4 separate regions of the Homo sapiens genome follow, and regions 1, 2 and 4 are each linked to region 3. The links are chromatin loops, found by intact Hi-C in ENCODE. Cell type or tissue: PC-3. All regions are shown on one strand. Links, peaks and the distances in the headings refer to the core of each region. The heading gives the core; the rest is flanking DNA.

Region 1 (7,778 bases), core at 1,166-6,165, 77 kb before region 3:
TGGAGCTGTGACTACAGGACTGCAAAGGAAGGGTCTTGGAATGATGTGATTACTCTCCATTCCCTTTGTTAGGTCCTATAATTAAAAAAAAAAATGAATGCACTGAATGAGGATGCATTTCAATGAAGAGCATATGTCAGAGGATCTAATGGCACAGGATTTATGATCATCCCATGAATTGAGCAAAGACAGTAGTTTGGTTCATTCTAGCGAATAATTAAATGTAAAGAATCAGGAGTTTTAAAAACCTGTTAAATAAACCTGGTTCAGAATTTCCCAAACTGTGTTCTCAGGACAAATAGGTAGTCTGTTGAGAGAGAGAGAGAGAGTGAGAGCGAGCCAGTGAGCAGTAGTCAAGTAAATTTAGAAAAGATGAGGTTAAATCAAGTGTAACAGTTTCTTTACTATAGGACTTCTTAGGACATTAAATATACTTAAATGCACCGGGAATCCCAAGGGGGATATAGAGTATGCCTCCTAAGCTAACCTGATTATGAAACTATTTTGTCAAGGCATACTAATTCACATCCCAAGAATTTAATTTTCCATAGAACACAGTTTGAGCAATACTGTTCTAGCTCCTTCTAGCAGTTCCCAAGGAAGTGATTTTCTTAAGGCACCATTATGGATCTTTCAATCATTATTCCTGACTGCTCTTGTCATTGTGGTGATATCTTGAGCTGAGTTTTTAAAGCCTATAAACTTCTTGACCTTGGATACTGTATTTATGGGTTTTGTAAATTCTTGCATTTGTCGGGCAGTTTTTATTTCCTCAAATATATAGTTGTCAGTGTTAACCTGTCCCGGACACTGAAGCAGCATTTTTAGCTCTGAGTTTTGCCATCATCAGTCTGTGTGATCTTGGGTGAGTCGCTTAACTTCTTTTGGTAGAGTCAGGTGACCTGGGCTAGGGTCCAAGAGCAGGAGAACACTGGGCAGAGAACAGCTTCAAACTCAGGGTTAATAGTCATAGAATTTAGGAAATTTGGAGGCAAAGCAAACGTCTGGGAATGAGAGGAGACAGCATAGAATTCTGGTATGGGGAGGAGGCAGTAAAGGGAGAGGTAAGGGAATTGGAACTCTCCATTGCCGAGGGCAGGCCTCCCTCTAAAAGCCAGATAGATGCAAAGATGGGGGAAGGTGAAGTTCAAGGTCAGCAGAGGCCTAGTCTTCAGGGGTAAGATTAAGGATTAAAATTTAGGAGAAGGTCTTGGACCTGTGCCTGATCTCCCTGTTATTTTCAGGCAGTGGGTGGGTGAAGCCTGCAGGATCAAAGGAGAGGAGCAGTTCCTTGCATCCAGACGCGGATAAAGTCTTAGGAAGCACTGGGCTTGAGGGGGCTCTGGGTGGGTGTTTGTTTCTGGCTGAATCATCATCCTGTGGGAATATTTCTTTTTCTCTTTTTTTCTTTTAAATTTTTTTTATTATACTTTAAGTTCTGGGATACATTCTGCAGAACTTGCAACATTGTTACATAGGTATACATGTGCCATGGTGGTTTGTTGCCCTTATCAACCCATCACCTACATTAGGTATTTCTCATAATGCCATCCCTCCCCTAGCCCCTCGCCCCCTGACAGGCCCCAGTGTGTGATGTTCCCCTCCCTGTGTCCATGTGTTCTCGTTGTTCAACTCCCAATTATGAGTGAGAACATATGGTGTTTGGTTTTCTGTTCTTGTGTTAGTTTGCTGAGAATGATGGTTTCTAGCTTCATCCATGTCCCTGCAAAGGACATGAACTCATCCTTTTTTTACAGCTGCATAGTATTCCATGGTGTATATATGCCACATTTTCTTTATCCAGTCTATCATTGATGGGCATTTCTCTAATGACCAGTGATGATGAACTTTTTTTTCATTTGTTTGTTGGCTGCATAAATGTCTTCTTCTGAGAAGTGTCTGTTCATATCCAGCAATGCTCCAAAACTGAAATCAGTATATTGAAGAGAGATCTCCACTCCCGCATTTATGCAGCACTACTCACAATAGCCAAGATACAGAATCAACTTAAGTGTCCATCAATGGAAAATGGATAAAGAAAATGTGGCATATATACACAATGGAGTACTACTGAGCCAGAAAAAGGATGAAATTCTGTTCTTTGCAGAAACATGGATGACCCTGGAGGACATTAAGTAAAATAAGCTAGGCATCAAAAGATAAATACTGCATGTTCACAGTGATATATGGAATCTAAAAAAGTTGATCTCATACAAGTAGAATGGTGGTTACTAGAGGCTAGGGAGAGCAAGAGAGAGGAAAATGAGGAAATATTGGCCCATAGGCAAAAAGTTACAGTTAGGCAGAAGGAATATATTCTAGTGCACAGCAGTGTGACTATGGTTAATAATGTTGTATTGTGTATTTCAAAATAGCCAGAAGAGAGAATTTAGAATATTCTCACCACAAAGAAATAATAAATGTATGATATGATGAATATGTTAAATCCCCTAATTTGATTATTACACAATGTAAACATGTATCAAAGCATCACAATATATCCCATCCACATGTACAATTATTGTGTCAGTTAAAAACAAAATTAAAAAGAGAATTGAAAACATAGGCAATAACAAATAAAAGCTGGAAATCATCAAGTATATGATGACTAGAAAAAAAAACAACAAAACAAGAAGAAAAACGAACCAATGACAGAAGGGTGGGTGCTGTGGTTGATGAAGCATTTTTATAAAAAGTAGATATGGGAAGCTACGAGTCCCTGTGATTTCAGGTCCTTGCTTTGTAATCTTATTTTCCATTTGAAGCTAATGATGTGGCAAAGAGTTAGAGAAATGTCCCCCATTTTTCCTGCAGATGATCCTCCTGAACATCCACCATTCCTAAATATTACACCTGAGCTGTGCTTTCTAAGATGCCCCAGTTATACAAGTGTTAGGTGTAGGTTCCAGGTATTAGAAACTGAGCAGGTCACATGGTAGCACTTCGCTGTAATTGGGTGAAGGGTCTAATCAATAGGTCAGAGAATATTATTTATGGGAACTTTCAGTAGAGCAAAATGATTGGCTTATAAAAAGCATATTGCATGGAGCACCTTGAGAGAGTATGTGTTAGGAGGCTGTGACGGTGTGTTTTCATCTTTGCATTCCTAGCACCTATTGCATGAATGCCTTAACATAGAATGGATGTTTACTAATGGGGAACACATGGATCAAATCATTAATATTTAGTGAATCCTGGTAGTAGAAGAGGATCTTGAGAACTCAACCTGTGCCTGCTCTGAGATCAGCTTGGGTTCTGACATGATTGTTTGTTTATTAACCTTTTTAAGGTGCCTTGGAATGTGGGCCAGATAAAGGAGGTAAAAAGCAGACTTGCATTCCATGTGAATAACTTGATTCCTTTGTTTCCAAAATTCAGTGGTTCACTCTTTAACCTATGTGGCTTTGTATGTTGTCATTTTTAATGATTTTTGAAGAGTAGAAGAGAGTTGTGTTGATATGATACGAGAGATCAATACCAGTTATTAACTGTTCCTTTTTCTTGCATGGCCCCTTTCCCATCTCCTCTCACCCCTACCCCAATCTCTTATCAGTCCAAGGAAATGTTTGCCCAATGACTGATTAGATTTTCACAGTAAATTGCATTTTTGGGAGATGATCCTGATAGCATGTTCACAGCTTCCATGGAAGGTTTTGAGGTTATGTGTCTTATCTTCAAGCTGTTCAGTGTCTTTATGCAGCATTTTATCTCCAAGGGTTTTTGTTGTGTTTTAAATGGGTTAAGTCCTTTGAAGTTTGATAGACAGTCCTTTCTGGGTCTTCCTAAATTCAGTGAATTCCTCAATACTATCTCTACAGACCATTAGTGATGCAGTTCCAGAACCAATTGGCTGTTTGATTATTTATAACTAGGAAAACTAGAAGATAAGCAAAGTGAAAATGAAGAATTGAAAGGGCACCTGGACTGTGTTCTAGTCTGCAACCTGATTATTTTGGTTGGACTGGTGTTGGGGTGAGCAAAGGGTGAATCATGGTGTCCAGTCATTTCCAGTATGACCAACTGTGGATTTTGCTTCACAAGCCATGATGTACTCTAGGTCTTAGTGATGAGACGTCTGCAGCTGCTTAAGCTGTGTAGAGGGCTGGTGATGGAAATGAAGGAGGGTACTTACTAAAACACTCAAGTTCACTGGTACTGGAAGCAAGGCTGTGACTTAGTGGCTTGGGCTGCCAGAAAGAATGAGAGAGCTTCCTCGAATTAGCAGAGATGGCAGAGGTTGTCTGGACTAACAACCCCATCCCTCCTCCTTCGTATCTGTCAGAAGCGTACGGAGCATCGGAGATGCACACGGCAGCGTAGTGAAGTGCTGAACGGTGCTAGCAGCTAGTTAAATAGTTCTCCCCTTAGATTGACCCTTAGATCTATTTACCTATAACTGAAATCCACTGGTTTTACTTCTGTTCTCTGTAGCAACAAAGCGCAAAAATCACTTTCTCTGACAAGGTCTCATGCTGTTCAGTCATTTGCTATTTTTTCTAACTCTTCTAATCTCTCAAAGATGACCATTGGTGTCTCTGAAATTCCTGTAGGCCCTGGAATCCAATTCACATGGGCCTGGATTCTTGAGGCCACTTGAAATGACTAGGCCCTCCCTCACTAACTTCTTGCCTATCCGGCACTGAAATTTCCTCTTTACATGGTTTGTTCAAAACCCTCTTTAGGTTAAGCACCAGATTTTCTTTTGACTAGCACAGAGGTAGAACAGTCACTGGGGATTTCTGCTTTCTCTCTTCCCTTTCCCAAGCAATACTCTTTGCTTTTCTCCTTGTTTCAATTATACCTTAAAAAAGCTGACGCTGGCGACGCCTGTAATCCCAGCACTTTGAGAGGCCGAGGTGGGCGGATCACGAGGTCAGGAGATTGAGACCATCCTGGCTAACATGGCGAAACCCCGTCTCCACTAAAAATACAAAAAAATAGCCGGGCGTGGTGGCGGGTGCCTGTAGTCCCAGCTGCTCGGGAGGCTGAGGCAGGAGAATGGTGTGAACCCGGGAGGCGGAGCTTGCAGTGAGCCAAGATCATGCCAAGGCACTCCAGCCTGGGCGACAGAGCAAGACTCCATTTCAAAAAAAAAAAAAAAAAAAAAGCTGACGCATACAGCTGACTTAAAATTACTGACTCTCTTTTTTTTTTTTTTTTTTTTACAAACTTCGGCTATGGCTAATCTTTTGGCCTTCCTGATACTATTGTGATAAGTTCTTGCTAAACGAAGTAAAACGGTACTCTTTATTTAATTACTATTTCCGTTAATACAATCTTGCATCCCAGTTTTGTCACTTGATATCATATCATGAAATCTTTCCAAGTCATTAGAATTTATTCATGTATAATGTGTTTATTCATTCAACAAATATTTATTGAACAGCTGCTATATGCCAGAAATTATAACATGTGTTGGGAATATGTTGGAGAAAACAGTTAGAAACAGGGCCTTGTATTAGAAATACATTAAATAATTACACAGATGTTTATTTAGTCAAGGAAACACACATGAACCACGAGAGGGAACTGTTGGGGGAACTTGACCTTGTCTGGTATGTAAGAAAGAGGAGCTTCCCTGAGGAGCATGGAACATAATTTGCTCTACATTCTTCCCATTCAGGGACTTTGCATTGTTTCTAGTCTTTGGTTATTTTCAATATACCTACAATTAACACTTATGTGCATGCATGCTTTTATTTCCATAAAATAGATTCCTAAAAGTATAATTACTGACTCCCTCTGTGCATAAGTAATGTTTCCTTAAGGTAGTTTCCTAAAAATATAATTACAGGGTCAAGGACGTGAACATTTTATGGCTCTTGATACATATTTTTTAAAGCTTTCTAAAAAATCAGCAGAGTTTTAAAGCTAGCAAAGGGTCTTGGACCACCACATCTCAAACCACCTTCATAGAAACATCAGGTTGATTTCAAGAAATCAGTTAAATTATTAGTAAGAGCAAGTGATATGTTTCCTGTACATGTTCTCAACTGGAACTAATCAAGGTGTAGTCCTCTGGAGTAGATCCTGAAGATGTTGATTAGTGGTCTGTGAAAAGTACAAAGATTGAGAACTAAGCATTTTAAAACTGTGGTAATAAGATAAAGTGATTTTATGTTAAAAAATCTGGATATGTATATTGTATGTTCCTTTTTCATTTTTCTTTTAGTAATTTATTTCTGTAAACATTAGAAGTATTGGCTTATGACGGAGTGAGAGGAAAAAACAAGTCCTTCCCTACATATAGTTTATATAAAAGATAGTGGAAACCCCTTGGTCAAATTTGCTTTTATAGATCCAAAGAGCCACAAAGGGAAACCAATGGGATTAGCAGATTTTGACTACAGACATGTGTACTTGAGTTAAGCCACACAAGAGCTGTGTATATCTTTCCCAGAAAGATAAAGCACACCTATTACAACAAATGAGACATGTGCTATTTAAAGAATTTCTGTGAGAAATTTCTCAGTCCAGGAATTACAGTTGTCTGCAGTTTAATTTTTGCTCTTAGACTACAGCAAGGTACTTGACCATTGAACTTGCCTATGATCAGACAAGAGAATGATGATTAGATGCTACCACTGCCAGTTATTTCTTCCAGAGGAAGTAATAAAAGGTGCCAAAAAATTTCCACCTCTGAAACCTTCCACCAATTGTGTCCATAAAGTTTAGCTATAAGTTAAAGGCTACTTCCTTTGTGTTCCTATTCCCAATAACAGAGATCAGAACTATTCAGACATTTGATAGGAAGAAGAAATCTCACCAGTCAAATGCTGAAACCACTATGAATAATACCTGAATGTCAATTAGGACTATACTGAATAAAAAATACAAGGAGTTACTGGTCTTTTGATGTCCTTCAAAAATTAAAAAACTTAGCTCAGAGAAAGGCCTCATCCATAATATTGGTGAGGGCCCCAACAGGTGAGAACCATGTTTTCCTAAAAACTCTGCCTGCCACCAATTTGCTGGTCAATGTAAGAATCAAGCAATTTTCTTTGCTCATTTTGAATAGAGATGGAAGGTAGTGATGAATTGGAGAGAGTAGATTCTGAGGTCAGACTGCCTGGGTTTAAATCCTAGAGTCTACATGTTACTAGCCAGCTGGTGGGTGTTACTTCTGTCTCAGTATCTCAGTTTTCTCACCCACATATTGGAGATAACAGTAAAGAGAAAATGCATGCAAGGTGCTTAGCACACAGCAGGCACTCAATAAATGTTAGCTGTTCTTATTCTTGTAATAAAACTTATCAGAAGAAATTCCTTAGGAAGGGAGAAAGGGAGGGAGGGAAGGAGGAAGAGAGGAAGGAAGGAAAGAAAGAAGGAAGCAAGGAAAGAAGGAAGAAAAGAAAGAAAGAAGGAAGGAAAGAGAAGAAACATCTTTTAAAAAGCAGTGGGACTAATTTTTCCTGTGAGATGTTGGAGAAGAGTGTGGGATTGGATCCAGTGGACTCTGGCTCTGGTCCTGGCTTTGCCATTTACTAAGTGTGTGATCCAGTCATGTGACATTGCTGAGCCTGAGATCCTCTTCTCTTTTGTAAATGGGATGATGTCAATAATACCTGCCTCGGGGGGTTGTGAATACAAATGAGTGGATGTATGGGAGATGCTGTGTACGTGGTAAGAAATTATATGGGTGTGGTTCACCTGCTCCCAACTCTTCCTTTGGTGAGACTGTGCTTCCTGCTTGTGCCTGCTTGAACTGGCTCCTGGTGTAGGCAGGCCCTTGCTGAGTTTAGGACTCGGGCTTTCCCCTTCTTCTGGGCTTCTGTGCA
Region 2 (7,778 bases), core at 1,678-6,677, 92 kb before region 3:
ATGGACAATCTGGTGAAATTCAAAGCTTTTTGATGTATAAAACTTGATAAATGGAACTATCCCACCAACAGGCAAAAGTGTAACAACCTATGTAGATGGATAGTATGTAATTTCTGTATAGGTCTCTGTTTAGTAAATACATCACTGTATAGGAATCAGGAATCTTGCTCCAGTGAAAGAACATAAAGATTTTTTGGGGGAAAGAATGACTCTAAGAGATTGGCTCATTTTTCCTCACCTGGTGAAGCACAGCTAGAAATAAGAGATAAGCCAAAGAGACATTTTATGCATATGTCTCAAACTCTATGCATGCAAGGCTCTTTGCTTTATTCCAAGTAGGTACGTCAGTCTTTATTCTGAGCCTTTTCTTTCTTAATTCATGTAAAACTCTGTCAAGGTTGGCTTTGGGTTTTTAGTTCAGAAGAGAGTAATACTGCATCAGACTATTAGGAAGGCAGGTCCACAGTAAGTGACCCACTAACGTGTTCACTAGGTCACACGGTTTTGTAAAATTTCCAAAGGTAAGATATCTTAACCACAATTGGTTCAGACTGCCTGCTGCCACTCTGACTTGCCCTCCAGCACACATCACCTCATGTCAGATGGCATTGAAGAGGCTGTAGGCGTTTTTTGAGCTCTAGCTAAGTAGAAGTCAATTAGGGTTTGTTGGAATATATATGTATATTTTATAGTTACTTCTGTGTATTATTAAATTATTGCTAGCGTAACCAGAGTAGGAATGTCTTCCAGGAATATGCCCACTGTCCAATTTGGTATCTAATTTTGTATTTGTAATTTTGTATTTTTTTTTAAGAGTCCCTCCTCCCAACAACCAACAATTGTCTGAGCTTCAGTTCCCTAAAATTTCGGATCCACCCTTGGCATTATGCTAATGTATGAAGAACAGCCAGTTAGAAATGTTAAAACAAAGAATTCAGCAGGAAAACAAACCCTTGTTAATTAGTGTAAACAAAAGATAAGAAAGCGCAGCGCCCTTGATCTATTTAGCATGTGGATAAAGAGCTAACAAACTTCAGCAGATCCTGAGGCCACCACTGTGGTAAAGCATGTGTAATAATTGATGTTAGTAGTAATGATCTTGAGTCATGAAGGAAAGCTTAAACTGTTGAATATACTCGTTAAAAATACAGAGAAATTTATAATTCATCTTAGGAATATTTTCTACAAATGTTTAAAATAGAAATGTTGGTGCTTACACATTCAAATTTTCAATGATCCAGAAACATACCCAAGAACAATTAATTATCCAAGGGTTTAGCTGGCCTGGGTTTTATTCTGGTTTGGTTATGTAAAGCTGGAATGGTGGGTTATGATCTTTATTCCAAAAATCAGAGTAGTGTGCTGGACCAATCAGTTGAATCCAACTTCCCTTGTCCTAACTGCACACGTTTAGCACATTTCTCAAAGAATTGTCACCAGTGAGGTAGGCTACCCTTAGAAAGTGCTGGAGAACTGAGAATTCTGCTAAAGGTGTTTGTGAAGGCAGAATAGTGTCAAGGATGGGCTATAGGACATAGAGCCAAGCAAATGTACTTATACTTGCTTAAAGAGAGAGAGAGAGAAGAGGAGAGAGAGAGAGAGAAGCAATAGTTGCCAACATTTATTGAATACTTACAACGTGTCAAGCACTGTGCAAAATATTGCTTCATATAAATCATGTGTCTGAATTAATCAGCCTAACAACTCAATCAAGAAGCTATTTATTAGTCCCATTCTTCAGAGTAGGACATTAAGGCTAAGAAAAGTTAAGAGATTTGTCCAAGATCAGAGAGCTTCCTAACCCTGGCACTATTAAGATTTGGGGCTGTATAATCCAAGGGAAAGTTCTGCAACTTTTAGATGTTTAGAACATCTTTGGCCTCTATGCCTTTACCCACTTGATACCTGTTGTGGCAAATAAAAATATCTTCAGATATTGCCAAATGCCTCCTTGGGATGTGGAATCATCTTTGGCTGAGAACTGTTTACCAGCAGGCATGGAGTCACTGCTATAAACCCAACCTCCACTGGTGCTCCTTCTGCAGCCAGAGGGCGGGACCTCCTCTCTGTTATATGGACACATTGTATGCTAAGTATCAGGCAGCCTTGCCAAATGCTCCACAACCTGGAACTGGACACAGGGAGGCTTTCGGGCCCTGCCCACAGTTCCAGGCCCTGACACTTCTATCAGGCAATTGCTGGGCCACCCCTTTTGGAGAACTCCATATCCTACCAGAAATCTATAGAGGCTTGTGGCTATTCTTATGCCTTCCCTCAGTTAGGTCCCACTTTCACTCTGCTTAGCATCCAATCCTCAGAAACTGAGGTTGAGAGTTGTGGCTGTATCCTACTTTCACTAAAGAAGGTGGGATTGTAAATTTTTTAATTTTCCATTCTTTTAAACTTTTATATGTCTTTTGGGAGGGGAATTGAACCAAAATACTTCTATTCTGTGATCCTTACTAGGAGCCTTGGTCCAGTTTTAGTTCCTGTGTCTCAAATCTGTGAAAGAGAGGGAGAGACAGATGGACAGAGAGAATGCAGGTGTCTAAATGTAAACCCATGCGTGTAGAGTTTTAACATTAGCTACGCTTCTTCCTAAATTGACGTTGGGATGAAGCTCCAAGAAGGTACATAGAGCTCTTCTTAGAACTATAGAATTTCAGAAAAACATTTAAAAAATCTTGTTGTGGGAATAATATAATGATGCAAAATTCCTTTGAAAATTACTGTAAATATGCAGTGACATTAAATGTGCTTGAAAATTATATACTACTTAATGACATAATTAATCTTTTATATCTGTTAACCGAGATGAATACAAAAATATGCTGTCTTCTTTATTCAAACACCTGAAAAGTCAAGTTTCTTGACAAGCCTTACAGGCTTGTTATCATCCGTGTGTGTGCTCAAAACTTCGTACCATCAGACAGCCCAGGGGAGTGCCAGCAGTTGCAGTGTAAGGACCGTTTTTATCTAGCTTATTCTGTGAAGCACATTAAATGTTTCTCATATATTTCAAAATCTTAAAAGCATTTGTGGATGACAGTGACTTTAACAATTCTGAGAGTAGAAAGTGCTCAGTGGTTTTGAGCATTGGGGGATTCAATCTAGGTTAGGGATCCCTTCTCCCCTCCTCCGCTCTCTCTTGTCCTTTCTTTGCCTCCCTAATCTTCCCTCCTCCTTTCTCTTTCTCTTCTCTCCTTTCCTTTCTCTTCTCTCATTCTCTTTCTCTCACATATACACATGTACTCCCACCCCTCTTTTTTCGAAGGTTTTAAATTCCATCCCTTGATGAATAATTTTAGTAATTGCCCAGTGATAGTGCTAATTAAATTAGACCTCCAGAGGGAAGGCTACTCTTGAGTCTAAATGGCCTTGTGAGTTTTCCTATCTCTACTTCTATTCTAGCAAACTTCTAGAAAGCCTCTGCCTTGCTTGTCTTTAGTTTTACTATCTTCTGCTTATTAAGTATTTATCTCTTACCCTGCTCCCCACATATTATAAGCTCCTCAGGGCAGAAACTATGCCTTTTAAATGGATGCTATTCTAGTGACTACTCAGGAAATGTTTGTTGACATATTTGACATGTTGAGTCTCCCAGGTCTATGGCTGCTAATGAGACATTGCTGGTCACTTCTTCCTCCTCTTGGGCAGCCCCCTTTAGGATAACTATATGCCAGACCTCTTTAGTATAACCATTTTGGTACAAAACATGTTGAAGCTTTATGTTCCATTCCACCTCAGAAGAACAGCAAGAAAACAAACAGAGTGACGTACCATTTTCTCAAGAAACCATGGAGTGCAAAATAGCAGAAATCACCAGTGCCTGGCCTTATGCCTGCATGCTTTCTGAGCTTGGATTCCTGGTGCATAAATCACTGCATGACTCTGGCTTCCCCATACTTGAGGTTGTGAAGGCACCAGGATGGGGAAAAACCCTGCAGGATTTTAATCTTACGTGCATCATCCATAGGCTTCTCCCCCTTCTTGCCACTACTGGCTCAGGACACACACATAGTTCAATGAAATAAAACATATTTGTTCCCTATCTTTCAAACAGTCTTTTCCAATCTAATGTATCAAAGACATTCAAAAGTTTGAGCAAAGGCTGTTCTTTCTCTGACTTTGTTTCATCATGGGCAAGTCTGCTAAGGAAAACAGCACATGCTAGCCAGAAGAACTTGAAAAAGTCCAAGATGTATAGATTTCTCATTTCTGTCCCCAAAATCTTTCTATTTATATTCTCTGAGTGTCAAAATGGATATGACTCAGCTGTGATCCACCAAAAGATGAGGCAGCGTGTTAATTCAACCCTCACTCTCTCTATCAGCATATGGCAAGGTTTATGGCTGCCAAAAAATGCACAAGCTCTTGCCCCCAAATATGAATGAGCAAAACACCCTGTGCTTTATGAAACCAAAGGCTGCATCTCCACCAGCTTGCACTGGATATGCAGTCTTTCTGGGCCTGACCGGGCTGAAGGTACAAATGATGCACAGGATGAGGAGTTGGTCTTTCCCATGCGGGGTTTGTGCCATACTCTTCTCTCTGAAAGTCTGCCTTGCTGCAGCCTCCATCCCCATCTTCCAAGAGAAATCGTACAAAAGATCTCTCTCCCCAAGTCCTTCTGAAGTAGTCTCTCCTTTAAAAAACAACCAGGACATTGTTTCCTGAGCATTTGCCAGGAATGCCAGAACAAGGCTTATCTCCACCAATAGAGAAATAACAAACATCATTCCTTTTCAGAAAACATGGCATGTATACATGCATATTTGGGGTAAAGGTAGGGAGAATGAATTATCCCTTTCAAGCAAGTTGTGAGTTTTTTTTTTTTTTTCCTCTCGTTGTCCAGGCTGGAGTGCAATGGTGCAATCTTGGCTCACTGCAACCTCCACCTCCCAGGTTCAAGTGATTCTTCCGCTTCAGCCTCCCAAGTAGCTGGGATTACAGGCAACTGACACCAAGCCTGGCTAATTTTTGTATTTTTAGTTGAGACAGGGTTTTGCCATGTTGACCAGGCTGGTCTCGAACTCCTGACCTTAGGTGATCCACCCGCCTTGGCCTCCCAAAGTGCCGGGATTACAGGCGTGAGCCACCACGCCCAGCAGTGGGTTTTTATCTAACAGAGTAAGTTTTTCCTGGTGAGTGCTGGCCCCACTGGCAAGAGGCTTAATGGTAATTTTGTTGCCATCAGATGCTGAGATTAGCTCCTGAGCTTTGTCTCTTGAGGACTACCTGGGTCTGGGAGGTGAAGATGAGAACTGGCATGTGGTTGCGCTGAGAGTTGTTTGTACAGGGTTGCCATGATATGAAACTGGGGTTACACTGCCATTCATTTTTTTCTCTCCTGTTTTCCCTGGACAGTCTGTAACGAATCCATTGTTAGCAATGTGTGTGTTCAGTCGTTTAGTAAAATTCCAGCCTATTCTTGTGGTGCTGATGAAAACTGAGAGAGAGCAAGGGAATTTGGACTTCTGACTCATCTCTTTTAAGCACTTTGAAGGCTCTGTCTGCCTTGAATGGTGATGGCAGGTGAGGTCGAGAGCCAGCTTCTTCTTGGCTCTGGCAAGAAGTCACGGAGCCCTATACCCTTAGAGTTTTATTCTTCAGATGTCTAAATTGTTTTTCTAAACTGCTTTAGCGAGAAACCCTGTGCAACTGATAGGGGGCGGAGGCATCTGTGTGCTTGAGAGCTCCTTGTTGTCGATGTTGGTGTCTAGAGAACCCACATCCCAGTCCATTCCCATCTGGCCCGAGATGAAGCAGCTCCTCAGAGCTGTTCCTTTTAAGTTCTTCCCCCACCTCCTACCTAATGCACTGTACTTGAAAACTTATTCAATGATATAATACTATAATGATCATTGAAATGCCTCAGGAGCCTGGAAATGGCTCAACTTTGATCAACTATTAATTTTTTTATTTGTTCAATGGACCCAGGAAGAAAGAGAGGGTCTGCTGCCATCCAGTTGACCACCAAAACCTCAGTGAATCTTGGCATAGATTTGCTCCCTGCCAAGAGAAGCTGGACTATTGCCTGAAGCAGCAAGAGATGAATGGTTCCTTCTGTAGGTCCTGGCATGAAAACATCTCATTGTTCTATCCTGGTCTATAGGGGCTGCGACTGGGCCCCCCTCAGAGACCTCAAGCACACCAGCCTCCAGGAGAGTCGCCTGCCAGCTTCCCAAGTCTGAAGAGAACATTCCTCCCTCTTTCCTGATGTCATCAAAGCCAGTGGTTGGGTCTGGGTTGAGGAGTCTCGGTTTTTCCTCTTTTGTGACCTCAAAAATAAGTCCCCAGGTTTCCTAGTCCATGAGAAGAAGAGTGGAAGAAAAACCCCTGAAACAGAAGTGCAATTTTTTTTTTTTTTACAAACAAATCTCCATGATCATAAAGTTATACAATGTTAAAGCTAGATGATCAAGTAGCCAAACCGCCTGGCTTTGCAGTTGAGGAAACTGAGGTCCAAAAGGATTAGGAGACATGCTTAAAGATTTGATACCTGCTAACACCTCATCAGAGACACCTTACAATATCAAATGTAATAGGGAAAAAGTGAGAAAAGAATACCTTCCTAAGTGACATCATCTCCCCAAGTGCTACTCATCTTTGTGCCCTCAGCAGTTAGCACAGAGAAGGCTCTGTAAATGCTTTCAATGAGTATGAAAAAGTACCTAGCACAAGACTGTCTTATGTTGTAATTTTGCGTTTACCCATAATTAGCTCAATAAATATGTATTAAATTATTATGACAGCTAATGCTTCTTGCGTATACTACATAGCATGTTACATACCAGGTATTTTGCATGTATTGTAGGTATTTGCATACCTGTGTTGTAGATAACATCACTATCTCCGTTTCACAAATAAGGAGGCAGAAGCGTCGAGAGGTTTGGTACTTACCACTGTCACAGAACTGACAGTGATGGAGTTAAGATTCAAGCTCAGGGTGACTGGCTGCAGAGCCCATTCTTAGCTTCTACACTGTCTTGCAGAAATTAGTTGTATGCCTAGCACTGTGCTGGAGTTGTAGAAGATAGTCAGTTTTCTTAAGAAGTTTACATTTTCTGGGAAAAACATGATCTGCATCGCAGCAGAGCTTTGAGCTGGGGCAGTGGTAGAAGGAACCAGAGGAGTGACCGCGATGGTTTTCCCTGTGTTCTGGCTTCTCCTTTTCATCTTTGGGAAAATTTACCCTATAAATACTGAGAAAGTAGAGATAAGCTTGAAGATTCATAAGAGACTGCTGCTGCCCAAGAGTATATGAGGGAGCAAAGAAGGAAAATACATTGGCCCCAGAGGAGGGTAGTCCTTCTCTCTTGTGTAGACACACACACACACACACACACACACGGAAGTTGAGGTTGCCTGTATTGGGTTCTGGATTTCATAGTTTTCTAAGTCAGTCACACGTCCAGAGAAAGATGAGTTGGATGATTTGGAAACCAGACAATATGGTTGTCATTTTAGTTATTCTTTCAGAAGTAATTTAGTGAATGTCCATCATGTAGCCACTAGTACTCCAGACCTTGTGAATATTGGCAATGATCAATAAGAAATGGTCTTTGCCCTCAAGGTACTCTTGTGCATCACTAGTGAAGTTTACAGTGCAGTGAAATAAAACCTGTGATTGGGGTGAGGGCAGGTACTTTGCCAAATCCTGACCATATTAAAATGATTAGGGTGCAGTCATTTAAGGGGAAGACTGAAGCTCTTTTCCTTGGAGAAGACAGACATAGGAAGAAATGAGAGTTGACATCTTGGAGAGGAGATCCATC
Region 3 (7,778 bases), core at 1,278-6,277:
CTTAGAAAGGCACATTACTTCTGAAATATTCTTGCATAAAATGAATAACTTTAACATAATCACGAGAAAATGTCAAACAAGCCAAAATTGAGGGATAAGCAACAAGATAACTGACCATTATTTTCAAAAGTATCAAGGTCCTGAAAGACTAGGACATATTGAGGTATTATTATCACAGCCACAAGGAGAAATGACAACTAAATGCAATTTGGGACCCTGATAATCTGAATAAAGTCTGCAATTTGGTTAATAGTACGGTGCCAATGTTTATTAGTTTTGATCATTATCACTTAACTGTGGGTCTAACATACTTCAAAAGAAAAATGTGTTGTATCTACAGCCATTACATAATGAATAGCACAAAAAATTGAGGAAATATTCTTCCCGTACTCAACAACTATTATCAAGTTCAGTTTGACAAAAAATTTTCTCATGTTATTGTGGAACAGGTGAAGTTCTTTCATGGTCTTTGCTGTTTTACTTTTGCTTTACTCATTAACATAAATGAAAATGCCAATCAATATTCATATCAGAAATACATTCATTTGTCAATTGCAGCCATAAGTTGGCTATGGATATGAGACTGGCAAAAATCAACAAAAGCACTCTCTGAGTATCAGTTAATTTTTATTGCTTGTATTAGCATTTGTATATGTGCTATCCATCTATTATATCAGTAAAATTTATAATAAACATATACTTCTTTTCCAGGGAGTCAGTTGTTAAACATTTACCACCACATCGCTGAATATCTGTCAAAATTATTCATCTTTTCTTCTCTGGGGCTTTTTAAAAGAAATTATTGGGGCCAGGCGTGGTGGCTCACGCCTATAATCCCAGTACTTTGGGAGGCCGAGGTGGGCGGATCACGAGGTCAGAAGATCGAGACCATCCTGGCTAACATGGTGAAACCCCGTTTCTACTAAAAATACACAAAAATTAGCCTGGCGTGGTGGCGGGCACCTGTAGTCCCAGCTACTCGGGAGGATGAGCCAGGAGAATGGCGTGAACCCAGGAGGTGGAGCTTGCAGTGAGCTGAGATAGCACCACTGCACTATAGCCTGGGTGACAGAGCGAGACTCCATCTCAAAAAAAAAAAAAAAAAAAGAAATTATTAAATATGCATTTTTCATATTCTGGGATTGTGTCTAGGAATCATCTTGTGATTTTGCTGACAACAATTATATTCATTCAGATTGAAGAGAAAATGAATAAAATATATTGTGCCCACCCCAGGGTCCATGATACCTCACTGATCACCTGCTACTGATTATATTAGCAGTCATATGTCTTTGAGCCAATTTTCCACCCAGGTGGAAGTGTTAACACAAAACATGACTTAAATTAGTAAAAATTTTGTTTTGTGTGCTTATTTCATAATTTCCTGAGTCTGAAGACGTCCTTCCTATATAAACAACCACCTACATTGACTGAAACTCTTGAGGACAGAGTTTGTACTTAGTTCTGTCATTATTTTCAGAATCATTTTTCTCTTTTTGCATTACAAGCTTCAGATCTGGCCCACAAACTGACCTTCTCAACAGTAATAGTAGTAAGGAGACAGAGCTCAGTCCTAAGTTATCCTAAAGCTCATTCAACCCCATTTTGTAAATCTTTGTCAACCCAGTGCTCAGCACATGGCCTGGCACTTAGTGGAATGTCAGTGAATGTTGTCAATGTCATCCAGCCCTTTGAGGGCTGCAATACTGCTATTAGCTCACTCTGAATAATGTATCTTTAGAACAGTCCAGAAAATGTTATGTCCTACAACCAATAATGGTCTCTGCCTCCTCCATGTCTTGCCAAGTGCTTAGGTCACATACCTTTTGCAGCTCTCTTGATTTTACCTAAGTGTAGCCCAATGACAAAGAGAGGACCATTCAGAGGAATTACAATGCCAGATGAACAAAGCCAAGACCTACTTAGGTTTTTGCTGGGCTTCGAGGAGTCTGGGTTTTTTTCTGGGGTGGGGCAGGCTGATGGTAGGGAACTGCTCTGCTAGAGAGGCTTTGGCAATTACTCAGAGATGTTTACAAGGATTTATTTCTTAGAGTGGTTTGATTTCCAGAAAAATTGCCTTTAAAAAAAGCTGGATAAAACAGGTTCCACATTACACTTGTATGAGTTGTCCTGAATGGCATAAATTATTTTTCCTGAGGCTATTAGCTCAGAGTCTGAGCAACACACTGGTGTTTTTACAGGAGTCTAATGCATAGAGATTACGGCTGACTCTCCATTTTATATAATTCCTGACCTAGTACTGAGTCTCACCAAATGTTGATGATCTTCAACTCATTCAGCAACTGGGAAATAATCACATTCAGACATTTCTACCAGGCTTGTCATAGCTACTAATGCCATCCTTTAAAAAGGAAATACCTTCTGAACCCTATCAATAAATGTAAAAAAGAAATACCCTTCTGAACCCTATCAATAAATGTCGTGGTCTCAAGATGACATTGCCAGGCCCTTAGACCCAGGTTTCCTGTTTCCTCCTAGGATGCCACCCCTGTTCCACTTTCAGAGAGCGTCTCTGGGTCTTGGCTGAGGTTGTGCCTAGTGAGTTCTTGTCACTGCACACTGACAATAACTCCCCTCACTTGCAGTTTTCCTGGTGGGCTACTTTCTTCAATGTGGATCCTTTTATCTCTTTCAATTATAGTAAGACCAATAGGAAGAAAGTCTTTTGGGGAACAGCAGAATTGCAGCTTCTAGGTGGGTGGGGAAAGGACCTAATTCACAGCCTTGGGTTGACTGGTTGTTGCATGTGCCTGGGCAGCTCTGCCAGTGCCTTGCACAACCAAGGAGTCAAGTCTATGGAGGGTGGGGGTACACAGGGAACTCACCCTGCTCCTGTCTGCCTGTAGGGACAGCCATCCACATAGTTCAAACGGCTGTAGATCTCAATTCATTCTAAAGTCTACTAACTGGTTATGTTTTCTCGAACCACATGCTTAAACCAACTTCTTCCACATAAGCAGCTTTTACCCATATAATATCACTATTACAGGGAGGAAAGATTTTGTCACTCTACCCATGGTAATGTGTGATGTAGTCACCAGTCCTCAAAGCTTAATTACAACAGTGCTGCATGATTGGAGATTGAGTTGTTTCTTATGATGGTTGATTTTTTTATTGGACAAGGGCTTAGAGCCTAGCTATAGGAAGTTGTTTCTTTTGGATACAATCCTAGAAGTTTTCCTTTTAAAACATTCTTTCTACCTTTCCTATTTTCAATACCTATCAGGTCTATGTAAATATCACCGTCTCTCTCTTCTTTGCCCAGACAGCTGTCACACTATTTAGCTTTTCCTTCTATAACATTCTACTTAAAGAGGTTGCCAGTGTCACTTTCCCTCCTCTAAAACTGGGGATTAAAATTCCCAGCCTTCCAGAACAGGTAAATAATTGCTTTGTCATGAGAAAAATCAATATCTGCTACCACAGGAAGTCGGGCAGGAAGCAGTTGGACAAAGGCCTGCACTTCAGCTGTGCAGCAGAGTCATTTGTGTGACCCCAAAGGTTATGCTTTCCTGCTTGTTTTACAAAAAGCTGATGAGCCAGGCAGAGGAACCAGAGTCCAGATAGGACTAGAAGTATGTGCCAGGTACTCTCCAGTGGAGAACGCAGGGCCCCGGGGCAGCCGCTCAATTAGATGTATTGTTGACCCAAGGTGAGATTCAAGAGGAGATAAAGACTTTCAGGGAAAGGGAAGAGCAGTGAGCAGTTCACCCACATTCCCCACCAAAAGTGAACTACTCAGATATTTTGCAGTTTTCTCTTCTAATGCTCAGGGAGCTACAAGGACATTTTGAGCCTATTCAGTCATCTTTTGATTGAAATCAGGGAAACTCAGTACTCTCATGGCTTCCAGGGTCCTCAAACCTTTCTAGCCCCACTTAAAAAAAATAGCTTATTGAAATATAATTTACACACATAAAATTTGTCCCTTTAAAGTATATAATACAGTGGTTTTTAAAATATATTCACAGTACGTACAACCATCACACAATCAATTTTAGAACACTTTTACCACCTCAAAAAGAAACCCTATACTGTTTACCAATCATAATCCTATTCTCCCCTCACCCCATCCCTAAACAACCAATAATCTATTTTCTGCTCTATAGATTTGCCTATTCTGGACATTTCTACTTTCTATCTCCACAGATTTGCCTATTATGGACATGGAATATGTATAGTCTTTTGAGACTGGCTTCTTTCACTTGGCAAAATATTTTCAAGGATTATCCATGTTGTGGCATATATTAGCACTGTGTTCCTTTTTATGGCCAAATAATATTCCACGATGTGGATATACCACATTTTGTTGATCCATTCACCAGGTGATGCACATTTGGGTTGTTTCCATTGTTTGGTTACTATGAGTAACGTTGCTATAAACATTCATGCACATATCTTTGTGTGGATACATGTTTTTAATTCTCTTGGAGTGAAATTGCTGGGTTATATGTTTTGAAACACTGACAAACTTTCCCAAAGTGGCTGCTCCACCTAACAATCCCACCAGCAAGGTATGAGGGTTCCAATTTATCCACATCCTTGTCTACACTTATTATTGTCTGATTTTTTTATTTTAAGCTTTCCTGGTGGATATGAAGTGGGTCTGATTTGTGTTTCTTTTGTGAATAATGATGTTGATCATCTTATCATGTGTTTATTGACCTTATCATTAAACACATCTTGTCATCTGTTTATTCTCCTATGGTAAAATGTCTATGCAAATCCTTGCCCATATATATATTATATTATATTGCATTATATTATATATATATTTTATATATATATATATATATAGAGAGAGAGAGAGAGAAACAGGGTCTCACCCTGTTTTCCAAGCTAGGGTGTGTTAGTGTAATCATGAATCACTGCAGCCTCACCTCCTTGGCTCAAGTGATCCTCCCACCTCAGCCTCCTGAGTAGCTGGGACTACATGCCCATGCTACCATGCCTAGCTAATTAAAAAAAATTGTAGACACAGGGTCTCACTATGTTATCCTGGCTAATCTTGAACTCCTGGCCCCAAGTGATCATTCCTGCCTCAGCCTCCCAAATTGCCAGGATCACAGGCATGAGCCACTGCAGCTGGCCTCTTGCCCATATTTTTAATTTATTTATTTATTTTATTTTTTTTAGAGGAAGTCTCGCTCTTGTCCCCCAGGCTGGAGTGCAATGGCATGATCTTGGCTCACTGCAACCTCTGCCTCCTGGGTTCAAGCGATTCTCCTGCCTCAGCCTCCCCAGTAGCTGGGATTACAGGTGCCTGCCACCACACCTGGCTAATTTTTGTATTTTAATAGAGACGAGATTTCACCATGTTGGCCAGGCTGGTCTCGAACTCCTGACCTCAAGTGATCTGCCCGCCTTGGCCTCCCAAACTGCTGGGATTACAGGCGTGAGCCACCGCACCTGGCCTCTTGTCCATATTTTTAAAAGTTTTTAGAAAACATCTTACTTTCTAGTTATGATCATTCATAAACCAGCTGAGCAGTTTTAGGGAGAACACTTTACATGGTGGAGTGATATGGATAATGGAGTTTGTTTAATATGTTTGGGTGGATTTCTTTTAAATAGGCTTTTTAAAAAGCAGCTTTAGGTTCACAGGAAAATAGGAAGGTACAGAGATATCCTGACTACCCCCTGCCCCCCACACACAGTCTCCCCAACTATCAACATTCCCCACCAGAGTGGTACATTGGTTAAGACTGATAAATCTACACAGATACATTATCATCAAAGTCCATAGTGTATATTAGAGTTCGCTCTTTATGTTGTATATTTTATGGGTTTTGACAAATGTACAATGATGTGTATCCACCATTGTAGTATCATACAGAATAGTTTTACTTTCCTCAAAACCCTTTAGTGCTTTTCCTATTCTTCCTTTCTCTCAGACATTGATCTCTCTGTACTTTTGCATTTTACAGAGTGCCATCTAGTTGTAATCATACAGCATGTAACCTTTCCAGAATGGCTTCCCTCCCTTAGTAATATACATTGAAGTTTCCTCCGTGTCTTTTCATGGTTCAATAGCTCATTTGCTTTTAGTGCAGAGTATTTCATTGTATTGGACGGACCACAGTTTTTATTTATCCATTCACGTACTGAAGGCTACCTCGGCTGCTTCTAAGTTTTGGCAGTTATGAATAAAGCTGCATAAACATCTATGTGCAGAATTTTATGTAGACTTAAGTTTTCATTTCATTTGGGTCAATCCCGTGGAGTGTGATTTCTGGATCATATGATAAGAGTGTTGTAAGTTAGTTTTGTAAGAAACAGCCAAACTGTCTTCCAAAGTGGCTATCCTATTTTGCATTCTCTGTAGCAATGAATGAGAGTTCCTGTTGCTCCACAACCTCACCAGCATTTGGTTTTGTGTTTTGGATTTTGGCCATTGTAATATGTGTGTAATAGTACCTCACTGTTGTTTAAATTTGCAATTCCCTAATAACGTAGGATTTTGAACATCTTTTCATATGCTCACTTGTCATCTATCTGTACATCTTCTTTGGTGTGGTGTCTCTTCATCTGCTCATTTTTTCACTTGGGATGTTCGTTTTTTATTGCTGACTTTTAAGATTTCCTTATGTATTTTGAATAACAGTTCTTTATCAGATATGTCTTTTGCAAATATTTTCTCCCAGTCTGTGGCTTGTCTTTTTGTTCTCTTGACAGTATCTTTCACAGAGCAGAAGTTTTAATTTTAATGAAGTCTAGCTTATCAATTATTTCTTTCCTGGACCATGGCTTTGATCTTATATCTAAAAAGTCATCACTGCACCCAAGGTCATCTAGATTTTCTCTTGTGTTTTCTTCCAGGAGTTTTATATTTTTGCATTTTACTTTCAGATTTATGATCCATCTCGAGTTAATTTTTGTGAAAGGTACAAAGTCTGTGTCTAGATTCATATTTTTGTATGTGTTAACTCTGTACATTTTAAAATTGGGTTGTCTTTTTTATTGTTGAGTTTTAAGAATATATATTGTAGTTATAAGTCCCTCACTTGACTTATCTATGATATGAGAATATTTTGTCCCATTCTGTGGGTTTTTTACTTTTTCGGTGGTGTACTTTGAAGCACAAAAGTTTTTAATTTTAATGAAGTTCCATTTATCAATTCTTTTCCTTTGTCACATGTGAATTTGGTGTCATAGCTAAGAAATCATTGCCTAATCCAAGAACAGGAAGATTTACTCCTGTTTTCTTCTGAAAGCTTTATAGTTTTAATGCTTGTATTTAGGTCAATTATATGTTTTGAATTAATCTTTGTATTTGGTGTGAGATATTGGTGTAACATCATTCTTTTGAATATTGATATTCAGTTGTTCTGGCGCAATTTATTATAAAACTATTCTTTCCCCATAATTTTCCTGGCACCCTTGCCAAAAATCAACTAGCCACCTAAGATAATAGGGTTTATTTCTAGACTCTCAGTGCTACCCCATTGATCTGCGTGTCTATCTTCACAGCAGTACCACAATGTCTTGATTACTACAGCTTTGTGGTAAGGTTTGAAATTGGGAAATATGTCCTCTGCTTTTTCATTTTAGGATCATCTTGTCTATTTTAGGATTATCTTGTCTATTTCTACAAAGGAATAATCTGGGATATTGATGGGGATTGTGTTGAATCTGTAGATCAATTTGGGGAGTTTTGCGTTCTTGGATGGTTCATTGCTAGCATCTAGAAATACAATGGACTTTTATATATTGATCTTGTATGGCAAAACCTGGTTGGACTCAGGTATTGGTTTTAA
Region 4 (7,778 bases), core at 860-5,859, 230 kb before region 3:
AGTCAGAATATGAGGAGAAGTTAGGGCTTCAGCTTGACCTTGACACGTGGGGAGGATTTGCAGACACAACAGAAAGAGAACATGCCAGAAGAACATCGAGCAGAGCAAAAATTAAAGGGATGTGGGGATCTAACTGCACTTTGGGATCAATAATAGGTTGCCTGCAGTGAAACCAAGTAAGGGTGGGTTATAGGAATAATAATGCTAATGTTATTAAGTGCTCGAGTTAGTGTGTGCTAAGTGCTTTACTTGAACTAACTCATTCCATTTTCAACAGTCCTGTGATCTTGTTTTTGAAGAGGAGAAGGAAGCTGAGGTAGAGAGAGGTTAAGAGGTTAAGAACTAGTCCCAGGTTACCCAGCTCCTAAGTGGCCAGGATTTGACCCTTTGTAGTATGGCTGTGAGCCTGCCCTTTGACCCACCATACTGTGCTGAAGCATAGACCTCCAGAACCCATTGACTGTTTTGGAGCAGGGATAAACTCTGAAGAAAGTGATATTTAGGAGAGGATGTGCTGGATAGAAGGCATGCGGGGAAAAGCTGGGGGAATCTGCGGCTCTCTCTGCAGGGCATTCAGTTAGCATGCTCCACCTCCCACGAAATGCAGGGGAAAAGAGGCTCTCAGCCACATATCAATCAGATGGGATTGTCAGCTGCAGAATGATGAGGTTTATACATTTGGAAAGGAGAGCTTTATTTCTCATAAAGGGTTGCAGCCTGCAGGTGGCTATTCTGACAGGCTGGAAAACACAGCCTTTGGCCAGAAGCCAGAAACAGATACTTCAAGGGAGGGGCAAAGGGAACAGAAATTTATGCTGAGTGGGGTGGCTGAAATACATATTTAATAAGCTGTAGGAGGAGTTATAAATATGAAAGGAAAAACATACACATGCACAATTGAACTTCATGCCTCTCCATGGGTCGTATGTTCAACAAATGACTGTGTTAGCATGATCTGAGGGTAGAATTTTCAGCCCTCTGGCATCAAAGGTGAAGCATTGGACACAAAAATCCTCAGTGTACATCCTCTGTAGACTGGCCAGAACCACTCTGTGGTCAGAAGGAATGCTGGTCATTTGTGTCAAAGGCACTAAATGGGAGGGGCAGTCATGGGGTTGGTTGAAATCAATGGTGGGGCAAGCCTTTCCCAAGGACTAGTTTCTGTTTAACCCTTAGGAAAGAAAAGCAAGGGAGGAGGTATAACTAGGCCTGTCCAAACTCCCATCCAATCATGGCTCGGAACTCAGTTTTCAAGGTTTCTCTGTGGTCCCCTTGGCCAAGAGGGGGCCTGTTCAGTCAGCTGCAGAGCTTAGGATTTTATTTTTATTTCTCAGGTTCATCTGCCCTCTTCTGGGTGTGACTATGGAAGAGCTGTCTTTCCTTTTCATATGCCCCGCGTCAGAATTCTTGTTCCTTTATCTGAGTGGCAGGGAAATGGAAAGGACCGGAGTCAGGATGGCTGGGAGTGACAGCTATTGCCAGGTCCAATTAACAAAAGGGCCTGGAGGAAGTGGCTGCCCCAATCCTGGCAGAGCCCATGTGTCTGCAGGGTCTGTGTTGTCCCTGGATTTTGAGATAGCCCCTTAAGAATCAACATAATTGTTTTTGTTTTTAATTCCTCTGAAATGAATTTCTTTAGCAGCCAAGTAGCTCCATTTAGCCAGTTTGTTCTCTTTCTATTTTCCATGTGGAAATGTAGGTTAGGCTGGGCACAGTTGCTCACACCGGTAATCCCAGCACTTTGGGAGACCATGGCAGGTGGATCACCTGAGGTCAGGAGTGCAAGACTAGCCTGACCAATATGGTGAAACCTCATCTCTACTAAAAATACAAAAATTAGCTGGGCGTGGTGGCATGTGCCTGTAGTCCCAGATACACAGGAGGCTGAGACAGGAGAATGGCTTGAACCCCGGAGGTGGAGGTTGCAGTGAGCCAAGATCGCGCCACTACACTCCAGCCTGGGTGACAGAGTGAGACTCTGTCTCAAAACAAACAAACAAAAAAGGTAATGTAGGCTAACCTGAGTTTCCTTTTCCTCATCTCCACAGCATTGGTTGTAACCCCTATCAGACTGTACTATGTGCCTTCATGTGCATTCCTGTCATGGAGAGCACCCAAAATAGGTATTCACAAATACTAGTGGGAATTGCTCCCTCCTATTAATCTATCTTCCTTCCATTTAAAGTCATTATGAAATGATAAGGGTGTTGGACAGAGTCCGTCCTCCCCTCCCCTCCCCTCCCTCCCCTCCCCTCCCTCCCTCCCTCCATCCCTCCCTCCCTCCCTTCCTTCCTTCCTTCTCACTGTGAAAAATTCCAAACAGACATAAAAGTAAGATAGTGAAATATACCATCATCATCATCAAGACTTATCAATGCTCAGCAGCTTGCTGTATTTCACTTATTTTATTTTTGCTAAAATATTATGAAGCAATCCCAAATATCATACATTTTATATCAAATACTTCAGTGTGCATATCTAGAAGATAATGTTTTCTTGGCTGGGTGTGATGGCTCATGCCTGTAATCCTAGTGCTTTGGGAGGCCAAGATGGGAGGATCACTGGAACCCTGGAGTGCAGACCAGCCTGGGCAACATAGTGAGACCATGTTTCTAAAAATAATAAATTAGCTGAGTGTGGTGGCACACTGATATGGTTTGGCTGTGTCCCCACCCAAATCTCATAAATCTCATAAATTGTAGCTCCCATAATTCCCTCATATTGTGGGAGGGACCCGGTGGGAGATAATTGAATCATGGGGGTGGCAGTTTCCCCCATACTGTTGTCGTGGTAGTGAATAAGACTCCTGAGATCTGGTGGTTTTATAAGGGGAAACCCCTTTCACTTGGCTCTCATTCTCCTCTCGTCTGCTGCCATGGTGAGGCATCCGCAGTCACGTGGAACTGTGAGTCCATTAAACCTCTTTCTTTTGCAAATTGCCCAGTCTAGGGTATGTCTTCATCAGCAGCTTGAGAACAGACTAATACACACTTCTAGTCCTAATTACTTGGAAGACTGAGATGGGAGGATTGCTTGAGCCCAGGAGTCTGAGGATGCAGTGAGCTGTGATTATGTCACTGCACTCCAGCCTGATCAAGACCCTGTCTCCAAAAAAAAAAGAAAAAAGAAAATTATATTTTCGTAACATAATGTCATTAATACACCTAAAAAAATTAACAGTAATTCCTTAATAGTAAGTAATACCCAGACCATAGTCGCATGTATTCAATTGCCAGCACAGTCTTTTTATAGTCGATTTGTTCAAATCAAGATCTAAGCATGGTAAGTAGCACAAGAGAGAACAGCTAGCTGGGGCCCCGTTTACAGTTCTTAGAGTGGAATGCAGGAATTTCTTTGCCTAGTGCACAGTGAGTCAGTTTTACTAATAAAGTGCACCCTGACATTTGTGGTTTTGACTGTCTGGAAACAACTTCAAATGTACATGGCATTTAGTAGTGTCTGCTGAAGCACAAAAGTGAATCCTAGGGACTCCTGAGGCTGTGTCTGGGAGGGAGTGGTTCAGCTAGAGAGTAAACCTAGCTGAGAGCTGGCACTTGGCTCCTCAATGACGCTTTGTTCTTCTCTTCTTCTCTTTTCTTATTCTTCCCTGATTTGGGATTTCACAGACTTGTACAATTAAAAAGTAGAGTTTTACATAGAATTATTAATCTTTTATTTTGCTAAGTAAGGACATCAGAAAAAAAAGTCTTGGCTGGGTGTGATGGCTCACGCCTGTAATCCCAGCACTTTGGGAGGCCGAGGCTGGTGGATCATCTGAGGTCAGGAGTTTGAGACCAGCCTGGCCAACTTGGTGAAACCCCGTCTCTACTAAACATACCAAAATTAGCCAGGTGTGGTGGTGCATGCCTGTAATGCCAGCTGCTTGGGAGGCTGTGGCAGGAGAATCACTTGAACCCACGAGGCAGAGGTTTCAGTGAGCTGAGACTGCACCACTGAACTCTAGCCTGGGCGACAGAGCAAGACTCTATCTCAAAAAAAAAAAAAAAATCTATCACCATTATTTCTTAAAAGAAAGGATATTTTAATACTAAAAGGGTAGAACTGACATGATTTCAGAATAATGGAGCATCTATCCCAGGAAGTGATTATTGGCCACCTTATCTTGACATTATATATGTTCTGTGGTTCTAGTTTTGTTATTTTGTCATGGATTGGTGAACAACATTTTGTCACAGTTTGGTATTTGGGAAGCATTCCTCTACCCAAGATTGCTTAGATAGTAAAACTTGTGCCGTGATAAAAATGTCATTCTCTTTTGAAAAATAGTTGAGTGGGAGAGGAAACTTGTAGTAAAAGTTGAAAATGAAGTTAACTTGTGATGTAGAGATAGGCACAGAGATGCTACTGTTTTGATCTGTGATTTAGGGGCATAATGGGAGCAGGTACAAACATTTCCATATTCTCATATAGATCTGCGATTAGATCAAGGGATGTCAAGAATTATTCTCTTAAACTTATTAGGCCTCTGATCCAACTTCTTCTTGGCTCCCAAGAACTTTCATTGTTCTTGCTCACATTTCCAAGCCCACATGTCCTCCTTGTCCTGTACTCACAGCCTAATACCAGCATTAAGCGGATGACCCCCACATTTGCATCTCTTGCCCACTCTGCTCTGCTGAGCTTCAGACCAATGTATCCAATTGCATTCAATAACAGCTGCATTCAACAACAGGGAACCGTTACTCTGCTTCCTCATTCTAGCTCTTCGTCCTCTCTTCCTATTGTGCAAAATGGAGACTTGCTCATGCCAGAAACCAGGAGCTCTCGCATCCATATTCACCCCTCTAAGATTTTACTTCCGAATATATTTCAGTCTATTTACTTCATGCCATTACTATCCCTACCACTCCAGTCTAGGTCACTGCTACCTCTTGCTTGGGCTTCTACAACAGTTCTTCTTACTCCACCATCTCTACACTAACCCTACCAGTTCATTCTTCATACAGCCAGAGTGACTTTCTTAAAATGGAAATTGTGTCACATTGTACCCCCTGTTTAAAGCTCTGAGGGCATTTGAGATAAAATGAAAAAAAAAAAAAATTAAGAGAGGGTCCAAGTCCCATGTGGCCTGCCCATTACCCAACTTCAGTCTCATCTCAAGCAACTTTCCTTTTCATCTACCCTGCTTGATTGATACATGCTGGACTTTGATTTTCTTGAATACTCGAAACTTTCTGATTCAGAGTAGGGAAGACATGGTGTTTCTTCTACTAGAAAGTCCTTCTCCCTCCCCTCTCTGCTGTCTGTCTCTTCCCCCTCTGCATTGTAAGCTCCCTGAGGACAGACCCTAGACTATTGTGCTCATTAATGAATAACCAATATCTATTCATAATAGCACAGTCCTTGGCAGAGAGTAGGTGCTTGCTAAATGAGTGAATGACTATTCCAATTAATACCAAACTTCCTTCATCCCTATAGAAGGACAGAAAGGAGAGGCTGAATATATTTGAAAAAGAAACAAGGCCATATCTTTGCTAGGTCAGCCAAATTGATATTGGGTATTCAGACGAATATTTATCTGTGTCGTTGTAATAACGGACCTTTCTGTGAAATAAAGTCAATCATATTTAAGTGGGTGCTATGATCAGCCCCATTTTGTCTGCGTTGCAATAATTGCCAAGGTTTCTATAAAACTCCTGGAAAGGGTGACCCCTCTGTCTTGATAAAGTGCTAAATCTGTCCATTATAGACAAAGATCTATAATATGTCCATTAAAAAAACACTAAGTACCTTATTAGAAAAGACTGAAATCAAATACATGGAAAATGGCCCCATAACTTAAGCCCACACTTTTATTACAGTTTTTAAAGAGAAGAGTCAACATATTTGTAGAACCATTTCCTATAATACTTTTCAATAAATTATATAATTTGCACTTTTGCTTAGCGGAAATGAAATGTGTTCTGAGAATTGTAAGCCCACATTGAGCTCCTATTTTACTAATTCCCTTTTAATGCATCATCTCAGTGACTCACATTTAGCACCACATCTTACTGGCTAATTATCTCTACTTTTCAGTTTAGCATCCTACTTCATGCTAATTGAGTCCTTACTTGTATTTTGTGGGTATGATTTATCCCAACTATACTGTAAGCTTCTTGTAAACAGGAGTTCATGTATTTTTCTACTTCTGCATTGTAGTTACCCTGTGTAATAGGCAAAGTCATAGAACAGTGAAAAAAAAAAACAACCGACATCTCAGGGGCTTTGTTTCCTACTCAACCTGCATGTCCAATATGGGTCCGCAGGGGAACTCTGACACATCCATCACCCTCATATTCACCCTACTAAGAGTTGTGTTCTCCCAGGGACCCAGGCTAATGAAGGCTTTGTCTTGACACTTCTTTCCCTGATCAAAACAACACTGAGGAGGAAACATGACAAACCCCATAGCTGGATTTTATAGCTCCTGCCAGTGTGTAATACATATCATTCCACATGCATGTCATTGGCTAACACAAGTCACACGGCCATGCCCAACCTCAAAAGTGGTGGGCAAATGCAGCCCTATTGTGTGCCAGGAAAGAAGAGAGTCAAGAATACTGGCAGCTCTGCACTCATGATTCACACTCAGTGCTGCTCAGTTCCAGCTCATGATGGGATTTCTATCATAACTTGTTTCATTGAAGTTTGGAAATGCCTGAAGGAATATATGTGGGCTCAAGGTAAAGAGAAGGCAGTTACTGGTTGAAAAGAAGAAAGTGTGGCTACTGTGTGTTTGTACTCTTTCTTGTTTCAATTTCTAAAATCTGGAAGGGAAAGCCCTAAAGAATATTTCAAAATAAAGGACCCACATGAATACCTGCCTTTATGTAGCCAATAGGTGTGTACTGACTAATCATCTGGTATTCCGCTTGACCTAGTCAACATTTCTGCCAATGATTTGCATGATTGCAGATGTTGACATGCAGAAAACATTTGCATACTATATGAACCTGGAACCAAATTACTGGAATGAATAATTTGGGTGATAGAATTATGATCCAAAGCTGGGATCATGGGCTGGAATAATGGGTTCACTGTAAAGGATAAATGTGTGATGTTTGGGTCTAAAGACCAATTCAATTACAAAACTACAAGATGGCAGAGCTTTGAATAATAGCATATGTAAAAAATCTTCATGATTTTATGTTGACATGAATTGTATTCTTATCTGATGGTGGGATATGGTGGACAAATGAATTAAAGGAATGTCTGTCTGCATGGGAACATGACACCCAGGCCCATGAAGGAGGGGCTCATGAAGTCTGCTCAGGCATTGTGCAGAGCCTTGAGCTAAGTTTGGCCTGTCAGTGCTTGAGGGACCTTGACAGATGAGCCTGCCCAGAGGAGAGTAGTGAGGTTACCAATGGAATGAGAACACTCAAGGAGCAGATGAAGGGGCTAGGCCAGCTTATCCTAGAGAATAGAGACTGGATTGGGGAAATGTGGGATGGGAAGGGCAGCCTTCACATACTCATAGAGCTACCAGGTAGAAGAGGGAATAAACTTTGTCTTGCTGTGGAAGGCAGAGCAAGGATAGATCATAGCACTGATTTTGACACAACGGAGAATAGAACTCTGTGAAGTCCATGTCTGTGTTATTCTGTGTTCTAACCGAACTCTGTGAAGTCTCAGTTAAGTTTCTTCTATGTTATGTCACAGAGAAGATTCATGAATCCAAAGAGTAGAGTGACCAACTTCGTTTACCCAAGACTCAGAGATTTTTCTAAGACTTAGAATCTTCAGTGCTAAAATCAGAAAAATCCCAGGCAAAC

The links. Peaks named below come from ENCODE experiments on the same cell type or tissue, not always from the same donor. Only the 100,000 strongest peaks of a DNase experiment are listed, where the experiment ranks them.
Region 1: a loop joins it to region 3, with 2.1 times the contacts of the local background. A loop is called at or near these places in 6 of 110 quality-filtered maps.
Region 2: a loop joins it to region 3, with 4 times the contacts of the local background. A loop is called at or near these places in 8 of 110 quality-filtered maps.
Region 4: it touches region 3 in a loop (2.5-fold over the local background); 3 of 110 quality-filtered maps call a loop at or near these places.

Annotation. Positions count from the first base shown.
Region 1 is chr14:51,454,741-51,462,518 of GRCh38, forward strand. FRMD6-AS2 (FRMD6 antisense RNA 2) reads right to left here. Exons shown (of 3, transcript NR_051990.1): 3 at 1-75. It also overlaps a transcript of FRMD6 not described here. Among named protein-coding and RNA genes, the nearest start is that of LINC02310, 61 kb to the left of the region's middle. In PC-3, for the core only: no CTCF peak of the experiment used is centred there; a DNase peak (open chromatin) is centred at 4,031; H3K4me3 peaks cover 326 bases; H3K27ac peaks cover 1,549 bases.
Region 2 is chr14:51,439,119-51,446,896 of GRCh38, forward strand. It overlaps a transcript of FRMD6 not described here and the pseudogene SETP2. Among named protein-coding and RNA genes, the nearest start is that of LINC02310, 46 kb to the left of the region's middle. In PC-3, for the core only: no CTCF peak of the experiment used is centred there; DNase peaks (open chromatin) are centred at 2,093, 3,583 and 3,903; H3K4me3 peaks cover 1,225 bases; H3K27ac peaks cover 3,880 bases.
Region 3 is chr14:51,531,281-51,539,058 of GRCh38, forward strand. The region is part of intron 2 of FRMD6-AS2 (FRMD6 antisense RNA 2); the gene reads right to left. It also overlaps a transcript of FRMD6 not described here. Among named protein-coding and RNA genes, the nearest start is that of FRMD6-AS2, 65 kb to the right of the region's middle. RefSeq lists enhancers at 2,912-4,111, 3,371-3,665. In PC-3, for the core only: no CTCF peak of the experiment used is centred there; DNase peaks (open chromatin) are centred at 2,081 and 3,541; H3K4me3 peaks cover 822 bases; H3K27ac peaks cover 3,478 bases.
Region 4 is chr14:51,301,740-51,309,517 of GRCh38, forward strand. LINC00519 (long intergenic non-protein coding RNA 519) reads right to left here. Exons shown (of 2, transcript NR_145423.1): 2 at 2,572-3,101. Among named protein-coding and RNA genes, the nearest start is that of LINC00519, 23 kb to the right of the region's middle. In PC-3, for the core only: no CTCF peak of the experiment used is centred there; DNase peaks (open chromatin) are centred at 1,082 and 3,402; H3K27ac peaks cover 1,634 bases.